2 separate regions of the Homo sapiens genome follow, and region 1 is linked to region 2. Evidence: read pairs that join two places in POLR2A ChIA-PET (ENCODE). Cell type or tissue: Panc1. All regions are shown on one strand. Links, peaks and the distances in the headings refer to the core of each region. The heading gives the core; the rest is flanking DNA.

Region 1 (5,393 bases), core at 291-5,290, 300 kb before region 2:
AGTTGCTGGGATTACAGGCACATGCCTCCACACCCGGCTAATTTTTTTGTATTTTTAGTAGAGTTGGGGTTTCACCATGTTGGTCGGACTGGTCTCGAGCTCCTGACCGCAGGCAATCCGCCCGTCTTGGCCTCCCAAAGTGTTGGGATTACAGGCGTGAGCCACCACGCCAGGCCTGAACAATTTCTTAGTAAGAGGCATATCAAACCATTTACATTTAGAAAATAAATGCCAAATGCCAGGTGAACAGCTTTTTGCCATGTGTCATTCAGTTTTAGAATTTCTGCTCACTTTGATTGTACCATGAAACCTACACTTAGATGGAGCAGAAAACTTCAATAGGGCTAAGGCATGTGAGCAAGAAGTGCTTTTAAAACTTCCACTGAGGGCATTCTCTACTTTGGGGATTAAGGAAAGTTTTACATTTTACCGATTATGGATGGACTCTCAAGTTGAAATCTAAGTGAAGTGGTTCCATTAATCCAATTTATCACTGTGATAATTTAATATACTCTATGGATTGGTGATCAGGGCAGCCGACTAGTTTTCTCTCCTTTAACCTGGCTTAGTTTCCTCATAGAAGAGACATTTTAAATGTAATAAGCCTTGGCTCTTGCCTAGCGAGTTTTTTCTTCCATTATTCTTTATACTGGAAGAGTAGCTGGTTTCAAAGACTTAAGTTTCCCAAATCCCCTACTTGATGTTTTCAGGGCTTCTCCCACATCCTTGGTCTTTACCATTTTGGTATATGTTTGCCCGAATCCCAACTGCCAGAGAGCTTACTTCTTTGCCTGAGGACTTGCCCTGGATCCCGAAGCCTGTTTGCCCATGCAGGAGGAAGGCTGGAAGTCCCAGGAAATTAATGATCCTTTGGAGCAGGATTTAGTCAATGACTGAAGAAGTCAGTGTATAAAAACCCCAGCTCTCTCTCCCTTGGGGAAGCTAATCCAGATGCACGTGTTCCACAGGCTTCCAGAGTTCCCCAGTAAGACTGAGCTCCAGTTGTCCACAGTGATGACTTGCTTGACAAAGCACCCCTGTTCATTATCTTCCCTTGCTAGTGTGACTTCCCACCTCTCCTACTAGTATTTCCTAAAATCACCTCTGAAACAATTTCTTCTTGAATCTTTGTCTCAAGGTCTACATCTGAGTCTACATCTGGGGAAGTTCTGAATAATTTGTAATAGAAACATCTTTGGCTTTACTATTCCCCCGAAAAAAACTAAATAAGCCACTTCTCATCCCCAATTATGCAGGGGCTATGTCTCCACTTTAAGGCATATTTTCTAGGTATTTTTTGTGGCATATTTTTGTCTTGAAAAATCTGCCAAAATATATATAAAATGACAGCTCACTTTAATCATGCTTAATGAACACTTGCTCTGAAGCTCTGGCTAGCAGCCAGCTGATACCTGGATGCTCCAAACTTCAGAAGTTGTACAGCTCAGCGGCTCTGGTAAATTCAATTCAATCTTGAAATTAAAATGTTGCAGAGACAGTTTCTGATATTGTTTTCCAGAAAATTGGCCTTAATAGAGTAAAAATAACATTCATATTTAATCTTCTTTCCTTTTCCTCTAAGTAATTTAAGGAAAAGTTAACTTAGTTTACCAAGGCCCAAGGCAATGCTCAGCTATATTAAAATAAAATATAATAAAGCCTTCTTAAAATACATTTTTCTGAATTCTATCTCAAATCTATAAAATCAGGACCTTTGAAATTGAGGAATTAATGTTTTACAATTCCCCAAAAATAATTTTTATACACTCTCAGGTTATATTGCCTTGGTGCTTAATAGTTGTTTTTTTTTTTTCACTTTTCCTTTCTTCTAATCTCATAGTTAAGTTGAATCAGATTGCCCTATTCTTTTGGCAATCTAAAGGAAACATATTTGCATGTACACCCTGTAGAACAGTATTTACTTAAGTCTAGGTTTAATAGAAAATAATAAGTCTAATAAGAAGCCCAAGTTCCTATAATAAAAATGAAACAATAAATGCATAGAAATATGAGGAAGAAATTACACCCATTAAATGCACCTAGCCTGATGAGTGATAGGATGGCTGCTTATTCAAGTTGGAAATTTTACACATGATCGAAGCTTTATTTAGTCTAATGGAATGTGCTTCCTGAATCTGGCTTCTAACTAAGCCAGGGCACAATAGCAAGTATTATGTGATTGGACTGAGCTCATTCCCTTCTCTGAGTCATTGTGACTCAGTCTTGACTGCCTCTTTCTCTCAGGTAGCCTATCACCTTACTTTTCCCCTCTGGTTTAGAAATTCATTCAGAATGTTACAGAAACCAACTTGACTATCCTTATACATCATGGGTTACCGCTCCCGTCTTTCTCTAAGAACTTCTGGAATCACTTGGAATATTTAGCCTTATTTTACAGTTTAGAAAACATAAGCTCAGTGATTTATGGAGATAAAATTCACAGAAAGTGTCCCACTAGTGGCCAAGATAAGCCTGTCTCACTGCTAGAGGATCACATGGGTGGATGAATGCCATGCTAATTACACCAGCAAAGTAGAGATGACTCCAAAATATTTTTTAGGATAATTTAATATTTGTAATTCTCAAAAAACAATATTAAATATATAATCTTTAGAGGTTTCTGAACACTCATATATGTCCTTACATTTATTAGTCTTTATTTTGACATATTTAGAGAGGTAGGGATGTATCAAAATCAAATTGTAACTTGTGGCTTCCGAATGTTCTTAATCCAAACATTTCCTGTCTTCATGTATTGCTTAGCCACTGAGCATAAACCCATAAGATATAGTACAAGGAAAGCATTGTCAGGATGCTCATATATCCTGGAAATAATTTTGGTTTTCCCACTGGTCACCCTGGGTTGTCCATGCAATCATCCAAGTCAATGCTAAAGTTTCAAATTGTTTTGAGGATCTGAATTAAGGAAACTTAATATTAGAAGAAATATACTCCATTCCCAGACAGGCTCTCAAGGCTAACACATTTCTAATGCAGATGTAAAGGTTATTTATTGGTCAAGAGTATTATAAAGTGGCCTATCTACTATAGCTTTTAGACTTTCCAGGAAAGTGTCAAATCACCCTGCCTTTGTTCAAATACTCTGTTTAGGTCTTGCCTTTCTAAGACTTCTCTTTATATACTGCATCTCTGAGTGTGTCCCTACACAACAAGGAGATGTTAGGCTCTTACCATCAATGGAAGAAGAATCCCATGTTTCTCTCAAGTCATCTTCCTCCAAAATTCAATATGAGTTCATTCTGGGCCACTGATCTGACTATGAATTCTGGGAAGTGTGCAGTTATCAGATAGTGATCTAGAATTCATACAACCTACAAAAGACATTGTTTATAATAACTTAAACCACATCACAAGTTTCCCCTCCCCTGGAGACTGTAGTGAAAGCAGAGCATCATTAGGCAAGACACCTGATAGAAACATTAGATGTTGGTTCTGGTTCCCCAACAATAAAAAATTCACAAGGACTTTAGCCTTGCTGACCACATTGCTAGAGTTGTTGACATTGTAGGGCTTTGTGGATAGTCCAGGCTGACTTCCATCTATTTCCCACCTACAGTCCTTGACATCTTCCATGCCACTGTCACATTGCTGAGTTCAGGGTGAGAACTCCCTCTTCTTCCCTCTAGCATTAACTTGTAATCATATTGATCAGGTCTCTGACAAAGAAGTCTTGGTGACTTAGTTTGGTATAATTCTTTTAGCATAACCACCACATTTAACTCATTTTTCCTTTTTTTTTTTATAGTCTCCAGTTCTGTTTGGAAATACAGGTTGGCTTCTCTTGGAGATAGTTCTAAAGATGATATGAGTAAAAATACACAGTTGGACACATTGAACAATTCCCTTGCAGCTTAAAATGTCTGGACTAAGCTGAGTTTCTTCTGAATCTAGAATGTAAGCACTGGGGTAGCAGATTGGGAAGAATATAAATTCATTGAAATGTAAGTTACCACATGAAAAATTCCACTCTCCAAACAACCAATTTGCTGAGAGCAAATCTGGCTGCCACTTGCATATGAACATTGATTGTTCAAGAACTATCTAGGGCTCTTAAAATGGGAAAGCTATTTTTTTCTTACCCTGTACTATCTGAAAATCACTACTTGATATGGTTTGGCCATGCCCCCCACCCAAATTTCATCTTGAATTGTAGCTCCCATAATTCCCACATGTTGTGGGAGGAGCCCAGTGGGAGATAATTGAATCATCAGGGTGGTTTCACTCATACTGTTCTCGTGATAGTGAATAAGTCTCACAAGATCTGATGGCTTTATAAGAAGGAGTTTCCCTGCACAAGCTCTCTCTTTGCCTGCTGCCATCCATGTAAGACATGACTTGCTCCTCCTTGCCTTCTGCCACGTTGTGAGGTCTCCCCAGCAACGTGGAACTGTAAGTCCATTAAACTTCTTTCTTTTGTAAATTGCCCAGCCTTGGGTATGTGTTTATCAGCAGCATGAAAAAGGACTAATACACTACTAAATCAAAGCAATTTAATTGTACTTTATTTTTTACAAAGTATAAGTAATTTCACCACTGTCTTTTTACTTCTTGTTTTCCACTGTGATGAAACCTGTATATAATTTAAACAAGCAAATAATTAAGTAAATAAGTCAACAAATAAATCTCAAAAAACAGAATTTTCAGTGGTCCAAAGAAGCAATATAAATTATATAATACAATAAATACACACAAACACAGCATCTTTAATACAATTCACTGACTTTCTCTATAACTTTAATAGATAATAGTACAGTTCAGTTGAATGTAGATTAATTTAGTACTTTGGATTTGTGAACTGTTCTCAATCATTTACCATTTTATAGATAAATGAGAAGTTGTATTAGTCAGCATCGCTGAGATATCAAATGATCCTCATATTTTAGTGGCTTAAATCACAAATATTTATGCCTTGCTCACATTTCATGTCAACTAACTTGGGACTGTCCCATTGTATTTCTTCTCATTCCGGCACTGACGGTCAAGGAGAAGTGCTCTTTTGGCTTTGCTATTCTCTTGGAAAAGGAAAAAAGATGAAAGCCATTTGTGCAGTATCCTCTAATGCTTCTATTTACACATCAAGACGGTTTATATTCCATTGAACAAAGCAAGTCATGACAAGGTTCAAAATGAAGGGGGCAGCAAAGCACATTCCTCCCTTGGAAAAGCACAGAAATCACATAGCAACAGATGATGGTACATATTCTTACAGGCCAAGGAGGCATGAATAATTGAGAACAGCAATATAATCTAATACAAAATTATTTTTCTTAAATGCCATTATTTTTTCCTGGATATAGAAAAATGAAGAAGATGAAGCTTCATTACTGATATACCAATTTTACTTGATTCTGGGTTTATATTTGTAAACAAGA
Region 2 (5,393 bases), core at 316-5,315:
GGATGCCCACTTTCACCACTGTTATTCAAAATAGTGCTGGAGGTCCTAGTTAAAGCAATCAGACAAGAGAAAGAAATAAAGGGTGTCCAAATTAGAAAGGAAGAAGTCAAATTTCCCTTGTTTGGAGATAATATAATCTTATATTTGGAAAGACCTAAAGACTCCACTAAAAAAACCATTAGAACTGATAAACAAATTCAGTAAAGTTACAGGATATGAAGTCTGTAAAAATCAGTAGCATTTCTATATGCCAACTGTGAACAATCTAAAAAGAAATCAAGACAGTAATCACAATTACAATAGCTACCAATACAATAAAATATCTAGTAATAAACTTAATCAAAGAAATGAAATATCTCTACAATAAAAAGTATAAAACATTGATGCAAGTAATTGAAGAGGACACAAAAAAATGAAGCTAGCTCATGTTCATGAATTGGAAGAATCAATATTGTTATCCAAAGTAATTTACAGATTCAGTGCAATCCCTATCAAAATATCAATGACATGCTTTACAGAAATTGAAATAATAATCCTAAAATCTATATGGAACCACAAAAGATCCAGAACAGCCAAAGACATCCTGAGCAAAAATAACAAAACTGGAAAAATTACAATACCTGGCTTCAAATTATACTAAAGACCTATAGTAACTAAGCAGCATGGTACTGGAATAAAAACAGACACATAGACCAGTGGAAAAAATAGAGAATCCATAAAGAAGTCCACACACTAACAGTGAACTCATTTTCAACAAAGGTGTCAAGAACATACACTGTGGAAAAACAGTCTCTTTAATAAATGGTGCTGGGAAAACTGGATATCCATATGCAGAAGAATAAAACTAGACCCCTATATCTTGCCATGTACAAAAATCAAATTAAAATAAATTAAAAACTGAAATCTAAGAGCTCAAACTATGAAATTACTAAAACAAAGCATTTGGGGAAACTCTCCAGCACATTGGCCTGGGAAAATAATTTTTAAGAAATACCCTAAAAGCATAGGCAATGAAAACAAAAATGTACAAATTGGATTACTTTATTAAAAAGCTTCTGCACAACAGAAGAAATCATGAACAAATTTAAAAAACAACCCACAGAATGGGAGAAAATATTTGCAAACTATCCATCTGACAAGAGACCAATAACCAGAATATATAAGGTGGTCAAACAACTCAATAGGAAAAAATCTTATAATCTAATTTAAAAATGAGTAAAAGAAATGAATAGAAATTTCTCAAAAGAAGACATACAAATGGCAAATAGGCATATGAAATGGTGCTCACCATCACTGATCATCAGAGAAATGCAAATCAAAACTACAGTGAGATATCCTGTCATTCCAGTTAAAATGGCTTTTATCCAAACAGCTAACAACAAATGTTGGCAACTATGTGGAGAAAAGGAATCCTCATAAACTGGTGGGAATTTAAGCTAGCACAACCACTATGGAGAAAAGTATGTCAGTTCTATGGAGAAAAGTAGGTCAGTTCCTCAAAAAAACTAAAAATGAATTACTATATGATCCAGCAACCCCCTGCTGGGTATGTACCCAAAATAAAGGAAACCAGTATATTGAAAAGATATCTGTATTCTCATGTTTGTTGTAGCACTATTCAAAATAGCCAAGATTTGGAAGCAACCTAAGTGTCCATCAACAGATGAATGGGTAAAGAAAATGTGGTATATATACACAGTGGAGTAATATTCAGCCATAAAAAAAATGAGATCCTGTCATTTGCAACAACATGAATGGAGCTGACGGATACTTTGGTAAGTGAAATAAGCCAGGCACAGAAAGACAAGCTTCACATGTTCTCATTCATTTCTGGGAGCTAAAAATTAAAACAATTGAACTCAGAGATAGAATGATGGTTACCAGATGCCGGGCAGGATGGAGGAGAAGGGGAAATAGTTAGCATGTACAAAAATTTGTTAGATAGAATGTATAAAATATAGTATTTCTTTTTGTTGTTTTATTTGTTTGTTTGTTTGTTTGTTTTTGACATGTGGTCTTATTCCAATGCCCAGGCTGGAGTGCAGTGGTGTGATCATGGCTCACTGCAACCTCGACCTCCTGGGTTCTAACAATTCTTCAACCTCAGCTTCCCAAAGTGTTGGGATTATAGACATGAGCCAGCATGCCAGGCCAGATCTATTATTTGATAGCACAGCAGGGTAATTACAATCAACAAAAATTTGTTGTAAATTTTAAAATGACTAAAACTGTATAATTGGAATGTTTGTAAAACAAATAAATGATAAATGCTCAAGGTGATTGATGCCCCACTTACCTGATGTGAATATTATGCACTGTATGCCTGTATCAAAATATCTCTTATACCTCATAAATATGTACAACTACTATGTACCCATTAAAATTAGAAAAAAATTATAAAAAGAATTACTGGAATATGAAGTGTAGGTGGTCAGAGAAGGACTTTTGGAGGAAGTCCAGATCTGAAAGGTAAGATGGAGCCAGGAATGGTCTGAAGGCAGGGAGGTCCCATGCAGCAAATAAACAAACACGAAGTATCTGAATCAGAAATACAGTTGGAAATTTTGAGGAATAAAATTGTCAGTGTGTATTGAGCATAGAAAACAAAGGTAGAGAAGTATCAGATGAGCTCAGAGTTAGACAGGTACCACGTTATCTAAGATGTTATAGGCTGGAGTAAGAAATTGGAATTTTATTATAATGTCAAAGGGTAGCATTGGCAGGTTTCAAGCAGGGAAGTGACATTACCTCATTTGCATGTTTTATATAAGATCACTTTAGCAGCTGCATAGAAAATGGGTTATGAGGATGTGATATGTAGAAGTAAGGAGAACAAATATGAAACTATTGCAGGTGTCTAGGGACAGACGGTGGCAGGTGAGATGAGATTAGTAGTAGGAACTATGGTATGAAGTAGTCATATCAAAATTTTGGAGGGATAGCCAACAGGACGTTTGTAGACTGAAAACAGATGGATAAGTAAAAAGTGGAATGTTAGAGGAATCACAGAGTTTACGGCCTGGGACATGTGTAAATCATGATTTTGTAACTGATGAGATAGAGGCAGGACAGTGGAGACAGTTCTGTGGGAAAATCAGTTTGTCTTTTGTGTATGTGTTATTTTTGAAATGCCAATTTGATATCCAAAACTCAACTGTGACAATTATAGGGAAACTTGGATTCAGGAGTTTAATGTGGGAAAACAAGTTATTTGCATTTTCAGTGCTAAGAGCTTTTCTCAGAAATATAATTACAATTTTAGTCATTCTCTTTTAAATTCTATTAGATTAATTATTTGCCACAATCAACATATTCATTTAATAAGACTCTAAAAAGCATGTCATGCATCCAGTCACAACACGTAACATGACCATAGGTTATTTTTAATACAGGCCCTACTAACTTTGTCCTAAACTACACGCTTTGGTGACTGAAAAATGTTTGTCCCATGAAGTGATCTCATGAGTAAATGATGAAGTAGAGATGGAGAAATAGTAGTGAAGGCCTCTGGTCCCTAATGCCCTAGCCATCTCGCCCACTGTCATCCCCGCTAAACACACAGCACAGATTTTGAACTCAAGACTTCTTCCTGTGACTTTATTTAAATATAAGGTCATATAACTTTTTAAAAATTTGTATTCCTTACCCCTAAAGTCTTGCCTTTGTCTGGAATGCTTTATTCTACTGCAATACTTAGCCTTGAGTAAATTTATTTATGCCTTTTATTTCATATCTTTAGTTCTGTCTTGAGGTAAGATGACTTTAGAGATTATGAGGAATGAAACAGCCCTAGGTTCAGAGGCCTCAGACCGGCCTGCAGCTGAAGGAGAGTTAATAAAGAAAACCTGTTATTAAATGGAAGTGCGGTGGCAAGCATATCTGTCACTTTTCCCAATCAATACAGAAGCCGTGAGAATGAGCTCCCATTTCATACATGTTATGTTATAGGGCTGAAGATCTCTCTAGCATTCGTAAAATGACAACGGGATAAGAGCATGCAGTGGCAAAAAAAGAACTATTTATCTGCAGAAGCGCTATAAGCCCTGAGCAGTATTTCCAGAAGCATGTCCTTAAACGTTCTATTAATTTATAAATATTTTGAAGTGACCCTGGATTTCATGTGTGTGTACATTATATTGAGCCAGAGTTTTGATTACTTTCCAAGGAAACCAGTAAGTGTAATAATTTTTATGTAGCAAAACTGCTAGTCATTTCTGCTACACAAAAATCCCCTGGTCACTTTTTGTTATTTGTGTGACCAGGGAATTTTTATGTAGCAGAAATAGCTAGTATCACAAAAAAAAAAAAAAAAAAAAAAAATCATACTATTGTTTCCTTAACATTAGGAAAGTGGCCAGTAGGAAGTGGCTACATGGTTAGCCAGAACCCCCTTGCAGTTAGGTAGGGGCATGTGACAATGTTCTGCTCAATGAAATATTATACAGCAGAAGTGATGGGCACTCTTACAAAACTGACCCATAAACAAATCATACGTATACTTCTCCATGATCTTTCCCCCTTCTGACTGAAATGGGAATATTTCACAGAAAAATCTTGGAAGCCATGTGTTGAAGATGCCAGGGCCTCGGTTAGCCTAGCTCTTTGAATTCCCACAGGAGAAGAGTTGAAGATGCAGACCACCTCTAACATCTCCAAAATTAAACTAAACAGTTTTTACTTACTGTTTTTTTTTCCTTACAGCTTTTAATGGCATCATATTTTTTAGGATATAGGGAATCTAAAAAATACTCTATGCAGGAATATGGCTGATCCTCACAAGATTGGATGAGCTCTGCTGTTACCAAGCCCTTGGCAATTTCCAGAACTATCAGGCTATTGGGAGATGACATCTGTTTTTGTGGCCTGCTCAGCATCCTTAACCTCTTATTTGATAATAACATCTTGGATTGCCTCTGAGGAACTACAGATCTCCCACTGCATACATTCTTAGCAAAGTACCAATCATGGTACTCCACTACTCCATTCTTTCTTGGTCAAGGGTTGAGCAAAAAACAAATCTAAGTAAATCAGACCCTCTGTACCTGAAATCTCTAGGGGTGTGTCAGGCAGAATGTAAGAGGAACTGAAAATGGTTGTCACAAATTCATTTTGACAGCTGCACTCTGAAAATCATTATGTCCTACATCCTAGATCCTCAGATTTATCCTTAGAACCTGAGGTGTTTGTTTGTTTGTTTGTTTGTTTGGTATCTCCTTCAATTCTCTGAACTTTCACATTTCCTTTCGATAAATCCCTTTGTATTTATATTGCTTTATGTTAGTGTCATATATTTGTTAGCTATTTCTGAAAAACACATTACCCTAAAACTTAGTCACTTAAAAACAACAGTAAATGTTTATTTCTCATGTTCTGTGGTTAAGAGCTTGGGAGTG

Evidence for each region. Peaks named below come from ENCODE experiments on the same cell type or tissue, not always from the same donor. Only the 100,000 strongest peaks of a DNase experiment are listed, where the experiment ranks them.
Region 1: POLR2A ChIA-PET joins it to region 2 with 11 read pairs; 2 of 35 experiments call an interaction of 5 or more read pairs at or near these places.

What each region holds. Positions count from the first base shown.
Region 1 is chr20:11,176,998-11,182,390 of GRCh38, forward strand. LOC105372528 (a long non-coding RNA gene) reads right to left here and starts at 1,456. Exons shown (of 3, transcript XR_937260.2): 1 at 1,413-1,456. In Panc1, for the core only: no CTCF peak of the experiment used is centred there; a DNase peak (open chromatin) is centred at 2,194.
Region 2 is chr20:11,479,596-11,484,988 of GRCh38, forward strand. No RefSeq gene overlaps it. Among named protein-coding and RNA genes, the nearest start is that of LINC00687, 390 kb to the right of the region's middle. In Panc1, for the core only: no CTCF peak of the experiment used is centred there; no DNase peak of the experiment used is centred there.